Regions from separate parts of the Homo sapiens genome. Here region 1 is linked to region 2. Evidence: read pairs that join two places in POLR2A ChIA-PET (ENCODE). Cell type or tissue: Panc1. All regions are shown on one strand. Links, peaks and the distances in the headings refer to the core of each region. The heading gives the core; the rest is flanking DNA. Region 1 has its middle 15 kb from the start of PHLDA1-AS1. Region 2 overlaps LOC105369844 (a long non-coding RNA gene).

Region 1 (5,388 bases), core at 333-5,332, 470 kb after region 2:
TCAAAAATTCCCCAGCCCCTCAAACAGGGGGTAAGAGGAATCCCTTAGGACAAAAAGGTGCATCTCCTACCTGAAGAGCAACCTGGATTCTGCAGACTGAGGGAGGCGGCTCTGCTTCAGGGCTCTGCAGTCTCTGAAGTAAAATGAGATTCAAAGCTGGGAGGAGAAGGGTCATGGTCAGCTGCCCCTTCCACACTCCCACGCTGAGCCTCAGCATCTCTCCTGCCTGAGTGGTAGCCCTGTCCAAATGCCTAGGGCCTGGGCCGTTGAGGATTAGGCCTGAACCCAGTAATCCCCAAGGAGCTGCAGAAAGCCGACTTGATGGGTCTCCTGGTGATATCATTGCAGCCAGAGAGCACACACAGGGTGCAAGCAGTCAGATGAGACAGCCAGGACAGGAGGGGCTGCAGCCCTTCCACAACACCACAAAGACCCTCACATGCTCATTTTGGCAGGGCGCAGTGGCTCACACATGTAATCCCAACACTTTGGGTGGCTGAGGTGGAGGATCACTTGAGCCCGGGAGTTTGAGACCACTCTGGGCGACATAGTGAGACCCCATCTTTACAAAACATAAAGTTAAAAACATTAGCTGGGCATGGTGGCATTGCTCCGGTAGTTCCAGCTACTTGAGAGGCTAAGGTAGGAGAATGGTTTGAGCCCAGGAGTTTGAGGCTGCAGTGAGCTATGATTGCGCCACTGCACCACTCCAGCCTGAGCAACGAGTGAGATCTTGTCTAAAAACAAAACAAAACAAAAAGCTCATTTTTAAATGTTTATTATTTTTGTTTTTTGTTTTAAATAGCGATGAGTTGCCCATGCTGGCCTCAAACTCTTGAGCGAGAGTGATCCTCCTGCCTTGGCCTCCCAAAGTGCTGGGATTACAGGTGTGAGCCACCACACCCAGCCAGAAAGTTCTTTTTAAAAGGGGAGAAACAACAGCTCCAGAAGGGGCTTTGATAAATTATTTAATTTAAAAAAATCAAATTAAAGTAAAGAGGGTAAAGAGCTGGGTGAAAGCGAGCTAGGTGAAGAGCTTGCGTGTCCATCCTCCTGCCGAGATGTGGTGAGCTTGCCCTCATCCCATCAGCTGGACAGCTCTCCACTGAGCCTACCCATTCACCATGATTCTTGCTTTTCCTCAGCTAAGGCCCTGGGTGCAGGCTTAGCACTGTGGGGGGCCTCTGGGATGATGAGATGTTCTCATTAATTCCTCAGGCAGCAGTGTTTGCAGTTGGGAGACATGACTTCCATCCCGCTCCTTATAAAGTCATATGTTTTTCTTGAATAAATGCTAAATCAAACTAGTCTTTCTGTTTTTTCCCCTCAATTCATAACCTCATCATTCCACAAATAAAATGATGCCTTCAAAACCCACAGACTGTTTTGCAGGGTGGTCTGGGAGAGATGCCGCCTGAGCCGGCCTATGGCTCCAAACTCATCGCTGGAAGATCACAGCTGCCCTCTCCCCGGCCACTCTCTTTTCATGAGGAAAGGTGAGCCCGGCTGCCCTTGGTCTCCCCCAGGCCTGCTTACATTAAAGGGTTGGGAGTTAGCCTCCTGCCCTGAAAGGAATAGGGGTTCTGGAGTATCTCAGATCCGTATCAAATCACAGCTTTGCCGCATAATTGCCCTCTGCTCTTGGGAACTTTCTCAACTTCTGTAAGCTTCTGTTTTCTTATCAGTAAAAGGGAGATAACAATACCTATCTCGAGGCACTGTTATGATAAAAGACCTGTCATAAAATAAATGCTTAGAAAATGGGAACTATTATTGTTCAAGTTTTATTATATTTCCTCAATCGTTATTCTCTCCGTTTACATAATTGAAGTAAAACACTGCTCATTAGAGTGTGCAGGTAATAGAGGACTTGGCTTAAATAAATTTTCTGCCTAAATTAAGTCTTTTAAAACCATCCATTTTCACTTTTAGGTCATGGTGTAGAAAATAATTCTAGATCAAGTTAGAATATGTTCCGACCTCAGCAAGCAACCACGTACTTTGATTATGTAGCACCCTTCATTATTCTAAGGAGTTCTCATTATACAGGTGGGTTGAAGACACACTGTGTGTCAAAAGAACCAAAACCAAAACAAAATCCTATAAAATAGCAGGTCTTATAGTTTCCTTCTTTTTCCCATAGGAAGGAAGGGGAAAATCACAGAGTAAAACCAGATGCTTTTGTAAATTGATGAAGATGTTTGCTGCATGTGGCTCCAAGAGATTGAAATTAAAAGGGCAGGCTGGGTGCAGTGGCTCACGCCTGTAATCCCCACTTTGGGAGTCCGAGGCAGGTGGATCACGAGGTCAGGAGCTCGAGACCAGCCTGGCCAATATGGTAAAACCCCATCTCTACTAAAAATATTTAAAAAATTAGCCGGGCATGTTGGCAAGCACCTGTATTCCCAGCTACTCGGGAGGCTGAAGCAGAGAACTGCTTGAACCCGGGAGGCGGAGCTTGCAGAGAGCCGAGATCACGCCATTGCACTCCAGCCTGGGCAACAGAGCGAGACTCCATCTCAAAAAAAAAAACAAAAAACAAAACAAAACAAAAAAAAACAAAGAAAGAAAAAGAAATTAATAGAGCAGGGTGAGGGTGTCTTATGTCTGTAATCCCAGCACTTTGGATAGCCGAAGGAAGATGATTGCTTGAGCCCAAGAGTTTGAGAATAGCCTAGGTAACATAGACCCCATCTCTACAAAACATTTAAACAATTAGCTGGGCATGTTAGTACATGCCTGTTGTGCCAGCTACTAGGGAGGCTGAGGCAGGAGAATCATTTGAGCCCAGGAAGTCAAGGTTGCAGTGAGCCATGTTCGTGCCACTGTACCCCAGTAAGAACCTGAAGAAGAAAGAAAGAAAGAAAGAAAGAAAGAAAGAGAGAGAGAGAGAGAGAGAGAGAGAGAGAGAAAGAAAGAAAGAGAAAGGAAGAAAGAAAGAAAGAGAGAGAGAGAGAGAGAAAGAAAGAGACAGGAAGAAAGAAAGAAAGAAAGAAAGAAAGAAAGAAAGAAAGAAAGAAAGAAAGAAAGAAAGAAAGAAAGAAAGAAAGAAAAGGGAAGGGAAGGAGGAAGGAAGGAAGGAAAGAAGGAAGGAAGGAAAGAAGGAAGGAAGGAAAGAAGGAAGGAAGGGTCATGAAATGGGGATGCTCTTTAGCAGACAGTGGAGACAAGCACTTTCTAGATGTTTTGTCTGAATGGAGACAAAGTTCTCTCACATCTCATTATTTTAATCGTCACACTAGCTCCATGAGACAGGATTTATTATACCTATTTTACAGGTAAGAAAACTAAGATTCAAAAATGTTAGGTGACTTGTGCAAAGTTACACAGCTTAAGAGAGTCAGCACTGAGTCATATCCAGGTCCTTCAAATTCAAAGTTGTAGTCTTTCCAAAGAAAGGCAAATGAGTACAGAAATCACTACTTGTAAACTATTACAACTGAAACAGGGCAATTGAAGAATATCTTTACTCTAAAGACAAAGAAACTAAAGTCCAGAGACGCAAAATCATGTGCTCAGGGTCACACAACTTGTTAACGGCAAAGCCAAGTCTAGAATCTAGGATTCTTTCTACTACTCTTTGTTGACCCTTGAGGAATCTCCCGGGATAGTGTAAAAGCATGCTCCTCTTGTTGAGCATGAATGAAAAGCCTGAGATTCTTCTCCTGTTTTCTTGATTTGGATCTTTTGATAGACTCTGTGATTGGTGCTGGACATGACGTCTCTAAGGGAGCTAGCTTCTGCAAAACCAGCAAGCACCACTGATGGTGTCTCTGGCTTTATTGCTCCAGTTTCCGCTAAGAACCTTCGATCTTTCTTATATCTTTACCATGTCAATATGACTCTGACAGGAAGGCACTGAAAGCAACTACGTATTTCTGTTTTGAAATTTAGTTTTGTTCTATTTAAATTGTTCAGATGTAACGAAGGACCAATTGAAAATCATTACAACAGTACCATATGAGAAAGGAAAGTGTAAACCTTAGTAAGAATTATAAGAATACCTAAAATAGCCGGGCGCGGTGGCTCACGCCTGTAATCCCAGCACTTGGGGAGGCCGAGGCGGGCGGATCACGAAGTCAGGAGATCGAGACCATCCTGGTTAACATGGTGAAACCCCTTCTCTACTAAAAATACAAAAAAAATTAGCTGGGTGTGGTGGTGGGCGCCTGTAGTCCCAGCTACTCGGGAGGCTGAGGCAGGAGAATGGCGTGAACCCGGGAGGCAGAGCTTGCAGTGAGCCGAGATCACGCCACTGCACTCCAGCCTGGGTGAGAGTGCAAGACTCCGTCTCAAAAAAAAAAAAAAAAAAAAAAGAATACCTAAAATACTCTAAATTAATGTCTTTAAGAGCATTCCCATCTCTGAGAGAGGTCTGCATCGTATTTTAGTGCTAGCACACAGCCACAGTTTGCATAGCGTTTAAGCGCAAAGGCAGTGGAGTTAAATACCCAGATAACAATTCTCATCCTGCTGTTTATTTGGCAAGTTTCTTCAGTTCCCCAATCCTCAATTTCTTATCTATTAAGTAGAGGCTAATAAGACCTATAATAGAGGCTGCTAGTTTCCTTTCCAATAACCATTCTCCCCTCCTTCTTTGCTGACAGAACCCTAATTTTATTTGGGATGGCAATTTGGCCAGTACATTTCTAGCCCTCCTTTGCAACCCTGGATAGCAAATGTGGTGTTAAGTGGAAGTCACCATATTGGGATTCCAAAATTTTTCTAGGCTGGATATGGTAGCTCAAACTTGTAATCCCAGCACTATGGGAGGCCAAGTTGAGAGAATCACTTAAGTCCAGGAGTTCGAGACAAGTCTGGGCAACATAGGGAGACCCTGTCTCTACAAATAATTTAAAAATTAGTTGAGTGTGGTGGTGCGTGCCTGTGATCCCAGCTTCTCAGGAGGCTGAGGCAGGGGGATCACCTGAGCCCAGGAGGTTGAGGCTGCAGTGAGCTGCTGTTTCCCTAATTTTCTTTCTTCCTGTTCTAGAGCTCGAATATGGTAGCTGGAACTCCAGCAGCCATCTTGAATCATGAGGCTAGAAGTCCTGTACCAAGGGTGGTAGAAGAGAAAAGAAAGAAGGAACCCGGATCTGTGACAAACTAAAGTCACCTTACCCACCCTGGGCCACCCACATCTAGGTTACTTTTACATAAAAGAGAAGTAAATCTTTATCTTAATACACTTATTTTGATTTATCTGTAACAACAGGGTGTTTTTTTTTTGAGACGGAGTTTCACTCTTGTTGCCCAGGCTAGAGTGCAATGGCGTGATCTTGGCTCACCGCAATCTCCGCCTCCTGGGTTCAAGCAATTCTCCTGTCTCAGCCTCCCGAGTAGCTGGGATTACAGGCGCCTGCCACCAAGCCCAGCTAATTTTTTGTA
Region 2 (5,388 bases), core at 89-5,088:
CAGAAACAAAAGTCATTTAGTACCCAGTATCTACAATAACGTTTTGTCATTTTTTTTTCAGAGTTCCTAACCTTTCAGGCCCAATTACTATCACTATCTTGAGGGTGGAGAGTGTCTCTCCCATGCATACTTTTATACTTTTATTACATATGCATGCCTCACAATATCATACAGTATTGTTTTATGTTGATTTTAATTGATAAACATGGTATACTGAACATATTTTGCCACATGCTTTCTACTCTATTATTGAGATTTGTACATCATAGTACACACAGCTCTCATTCATTTTAACTTCTAACATGATATAAATATACTTTTATTTTGTATTGTTTACAGATACTTTTAATTATTGTTTTTGCTACTGTAATGAAACCAATGAACTTTTCTGTACATGTATTCTGCAATGTGTAATAATTTATCTGGAAAATACACTTAGAAATTAAGCAACTGGATCTTAGTTGAATATTCATCTTTCATAAATATTGCCAATTTTTGCTGTAAATAAATATTCTCTTTTCTCCACGTCCTCACCAACATTCAGTTTTTAGCCTTCAAATTGTATCAGTCTGATAATCACAGAATGGTATCATATTGTATTGCAAACAACTCCATCTAGTATGTAGTTTTTCTTTTTATTTTGTATGGTTTTCTTTGATGAATAGACATTAAAAATTTTCATAACTCCAATTTGTAAATATCTTTTTTATGATTTGATGTTTATGTATCTTGTTCAAATTTTTTCCTCTTCACAAACTATGATCATAAAATATTCTCATTTTTCCTAAGGCTATCAAGAATTTATTTTTACATATTTTTACATTTTGTCCCTTCAAATCGATTTTTGTGCATAGTGTAAAGTGGGAATCAAACTGTATTATTTCCAAATAAAAAAACCAATTGTCTCAGGACTATTGATTAAATTGTCCTTCCCTATGGTCTTGCAATGCTTCCTCAGTCATAGATTAAGCTTCCATATATGGGCTTTCTAGTCTGTTTCACTGGTTTACTTACTTATTCCCATACTAACACTATGCTTTTTAAAAATAATACATACTGAAATCTAGTACTGAGATTTTCTACATCTTGTCTTTTTTAAAAATTGCATAAGAAATTCTTGCTCCTTTGCTTTTTAATTAAATGTTTAAAATCAGTTCTGAAGTTACACACATACATACATGTCTTTGGGATGTTGGGATTGAGATTTGGTGTTGGGATTTGACTGTGTGATCACAGTGAATTTAACATTAATTTGGCAAGAATTGACATGATACCGAGTTTTTCTATCCATAAACATGATGTCGTCTTTCTGCTTATTTAAGCCTTCTTAAATGTCTTTCCATTATGTTTCATATACTTCTGCCCATTTTTATTAATAGATGTATTCCTAGGCCCCTAACAACTTTGTTCTTATATTAAATGATGTCTTGTACAATTACATTTTCTGCTATGGTAGACAATTAGGAATGTAATTGTTTGACTTTTATATATCAATATTATATGTAGCAAGCATTCAGGACATTCATTAATTCTATTAATTTGTCTACAGATTTTCATGAGATTTTTACGTAATTACAGAGTCTCTGTATCATGATAGTTTTTTCTTTCTTTCAAGTCCTTAAGCTTTTATTACTTTTTCTTGTCATACTGCCCCAAACACTCAATATAATGTTGACTAGAAATATCAAACATTGTTTTTAAATATCCACAAATTAATAAAATAAAACACATACATACATACATATTTGTTTATTTTTATGTCAGAGCCTATTTAGTCCTAATTACATGTTATACATTTCTTTGCTCACTACTGCCACTCTCTCTATGGATCCAGTTCCTTTCCTCCTGAAATATATCTGTTTTTTTTAATTCTTACCTAAAGAAATTTCTTTGTGTATAGAATTCTAGGTTCACATCTTTTTCAGCATGTTATGGATACTATTCACTTGTCTTCCTGCCTTTATTGTTGCTGATTACAACATGGCTATTGATCTAATAATTCTTTCTCTGTAGGTAATCTTTGATTTTTCATCTTGCTGCTTTTAAAATGTTCTCTTTGTCTTTAACATTTCGTAGTTTTACCACAATGTGTCTATATGTGTATTCTGTTTTCCTTATTCTACTTAGCACCTGTGTGTTTTCAGTCTGTAACCTCATGTATTTTCATTAGTACTAAAAATCTTCACCTGTTGTCTCCTTATATATTATCTCTTCCCCACTCTTTCTTTTCTCTCTTTGAAATTCTCATTAGAGTTTTATCTTATTCTGTACCCCAATTCTCTTAACCACTTTTTGATATTGTGTTTATGCTTCATTCGAAGCCATTTCCTTAGAGGTTTCTTTTAATTCACTATTTCCCTTTTTAGCTGTTTCATTTCTATACATTTTATTTGATTCTTTTTCGTATTTATCTGTTCTATTTTCAGTATCCTATTCTTCTTGGTTTCTAGTTCTTTTATCTCTTAAATACATTAAACGTATTTATTTTATAGTCTTTTTCAGATTGTTCTATTAGCCAAGCTCTTATACAATATTAATCCTCCAAATGGTTATCTCCACTAACTTTACCTAATAAATGTTCTTTGTGTAGTCAGTAACGTTTTTAAAATTGTGAGCTAATTTTTAGTTGAAGATTATTTTTCTAGTGTGGGATTCCCAAGCATCCTATTTTTTGAACTATTGGTACAAAGCATTTTTATATTTGCTTCTGCTGGTTACCTCAAGGTACTTATTGTTTAACAATGTCTAGAATCACACTGTTGGTTATTTCTCAATTAAGGAATTCTACACAAAACTAGTAATATAACTTCCATATCTGTATATAGATTTGCCAGTGGGATTTTTTTTCACTCAGCTTTAGACCAAGATAAGCTTTCTAGTGACTCATCTTGTAGCCTTAACAATGTTCCATATGTCTGTATGGGCATCTCAGTTACAGTATTTTAGTTCACAACCAAAAACCAAATTTGCTGTCCTAACATGGGTATTACCCAATCCTAACTGCCAATGAAGGATCCAACGAGATATCAGCTTACAAGGCTGTTACACTGGCTGTAAAGTTTTTTTTTTCTGATGATGATTTAAGATTTCCCTTTTAATTTTTTATTTAATCAGCTATTTATATGTGAGGGGTAGGTGTGGGGAGGGGTGTACACACACACAGGCTTGTCTATTTATTAGGTTATATTGTATATAGCATTTCCATCTATTTGTGATAAGAGGGGTTCCATACTAGGTTGGTCCACATGATTGACAGAACTAAGAGGTTTGATTAATTCATGAATACAGAAAAACTTAGATTACATGGGACATTCCTTTCTATGAAGCTTTTTGTATTTCTCCTATAGTGCCCAGTCAACTTATATAATCAAACAGATTTTCAGCCATGTGCTTATTACTGGCTGTATCCAGATTCTTGGATTCATCTCTAGTTTCTGGTTTCTCAACTAGGAAAAGCTGAAATAAAGCTTATTCATAAAGAAATGTGTTTTAAAGATTATTTAAATTGTAACAATAAATATATTGATGACACATCATAATAGCTATTCATCTTATGAAGATATCCAAAGCATAAGTCTTAGGTCACTGGAGGGAAATTAATTAAATCAATAAGGAGTAATTCCAACATGTCATTATTTTACAGGAGAATAAATGATTTTGGCTGAATATCATTTTTAAATAAAATATAAAATCTTCTCTCACTTTCATTAACAAAGTGTCCATCTCGTTAAAATAAAACTAATGAGTGCTTTTAAAAATTCTCATTTCCACAATTAATACAGTTAAGACCCCCAAGAATACTGATCTAATTTTGTTATTCAAAATTCTTTCTTTTTATATTATGAATCATTTCATTGTCCACATGCCAGTTACCACAGGAAACAAGAATAGTCCTTGATCAAAGAATCGCACAATCATAAAAGATATAAACATGTAAATAGAGTATTATATCTTGATATATGTTTGAGCTACGTTTCCAAAGGATGATGTGTGACAAACTACCACAATTCAGTACGATTCAGCCTTAGCTACGAAGTAGGGAGTGGAAGAAGAAATAGTGTGAGGCCAGGGCCTTATATTCCGTGCTAACAATTTCAAACTTTATTTGGAAGATGATTGAAAGCCATTGAACAGTTTTAAGCAAGGAAGTGACTATACAGTCATATTTCCTTTTAGGTAGATGATAAATTTGAAGGGCTGAATCTAGGGATAGGGATACCAGTTAGGAAGCTGTTTTAATATTCTAAGGAAGAATCAGTACAGATAATGGGTTGTCACAATAGAAATGGAGGTATAGGAAACAGAACTGAGAAATATTTAGGAAGTAAATCATTAGGGCTTAGAGACTCAAGAGATTTAGCAAAGAATATGAAGGGAAAAAAAGAAGTTACAGGTGACTCCAAGACTTCTGGCTTCAGTGATGTAGTGGATAGTGGTGCCATTAACTGAGATGAGGAAGACAGAAAAAGAAGCAGACATGAGGAAATTTATAAGTTTTTAAGTGCCTTCGGGAACAAGATATACAAGCACAGTGCTTAGGTGAGCAGGCAGGGCTACAGAATGAGATTTTTTTGCATCATTAACATATAGATCACGGTTAACTAAACTCTAGATAGCATCCATGTTTGAGAAGCAAATGGGTGATGAGATTAAAGTGGACTGTCAAGAGTGGGAGGAGAGTCCTATAAGCCAAAAGGGCAGATTTTCAGTATGAAAATATATGAAGTTGTGTGTGTGTGTGTGTTTTATTGCTAATGGTGGTCCCATTTAGATACTTCTAAGGTAATTCTATTCACTGTCTTCACTCTTTTTTTTTTTTTTTTTTTTTTTTTTTTGAGACGGAGTCTCGCTCTGTTACCCAGGCTGGAGTGCAATGGCACGATCTTGGCTCACTGCAACCTCCGCCTCCTGGGTTCAAGTGATTCTCCTGCCTCAACCTCCTGAGTAGCTGGGATTACAGGCATGTGCCACAACGCCCGGCTAATTTTTGTATTTTTAGTAGAGATGGGGTTTCACATGTTGGTCAGGCTGGTCTCAAACTCCTGACCTCGTGATCCGCCCGCCTCAGCCTCCCAAAGTGCTGGGATTACAGGCGTGAGCCACCGCACCTGGTCTTGTCTTCACTCTTTATAAGAATTCACCATCCTTAGCAGAAACTTTTATATGAAAATGCAAGTATTAAAAGTAAACAAAACTGAAATTCCAAAACATACCAGTTAAGGGAGTAGGTGGGGAGCTAAAGAGTGCATCAAGGATGACTTTGATGCAATATTTCTGGTGTTTCTTAAGAGAGCATATTCTTCAAGATACTAGCAACCTTGTCCATGAATGCAAAACACCACTGAGTAAATATAATTCTAGACAAGAATGAGAGTTTCACAGCTCATT

Evidence for each region. ChIA-PET counts read pairs that join two places held together with the same protein. Peaks named below come from ENCODE experiments on the same cell type or tissue, not always from the same donor. Only the 100,000 strongest peaks of a DNase experiment are listed, where the experiment ranks them.
Region 1: POLR2A ChIA-PET joins it to region 2 with 8 read pairs; 3 of 35 experiments call an interaction of 5 or more read pairs at or near these places.

The regions. Positions count from the first base shown.
Region 1 is chr12:76,012,627-76,018,014 of GRCh38, forward strand. No RefSeq gene overlaps it. Among named protein-coding and RNA genes, the nearest start is that of PHLDA1-AS1, 15 kb to the right of the region's middle. In Panc1, for the core only: no CTCF peak of the experiment used is centred there; no DNase peak of the experiment used is centred there; H3K27ac peaks cover 4,406 bases.
Region 2 is chr12:75,540,198-75,545,585 of GRCh38, forward strand. The region is part of intron 12 of LOC105369844 (a long non-coding RNA gene); the gene reads right to left. Among named protein-coding and RNA genes, the nearest start is that of KRR1, 31 kb to the left of the region's middle. In Panc1, for the core only: no CTCF peak of the experiment used is centred there; no DNase peak of the experiment used is centred there; H3K27ac peaks cover 2,113 bases.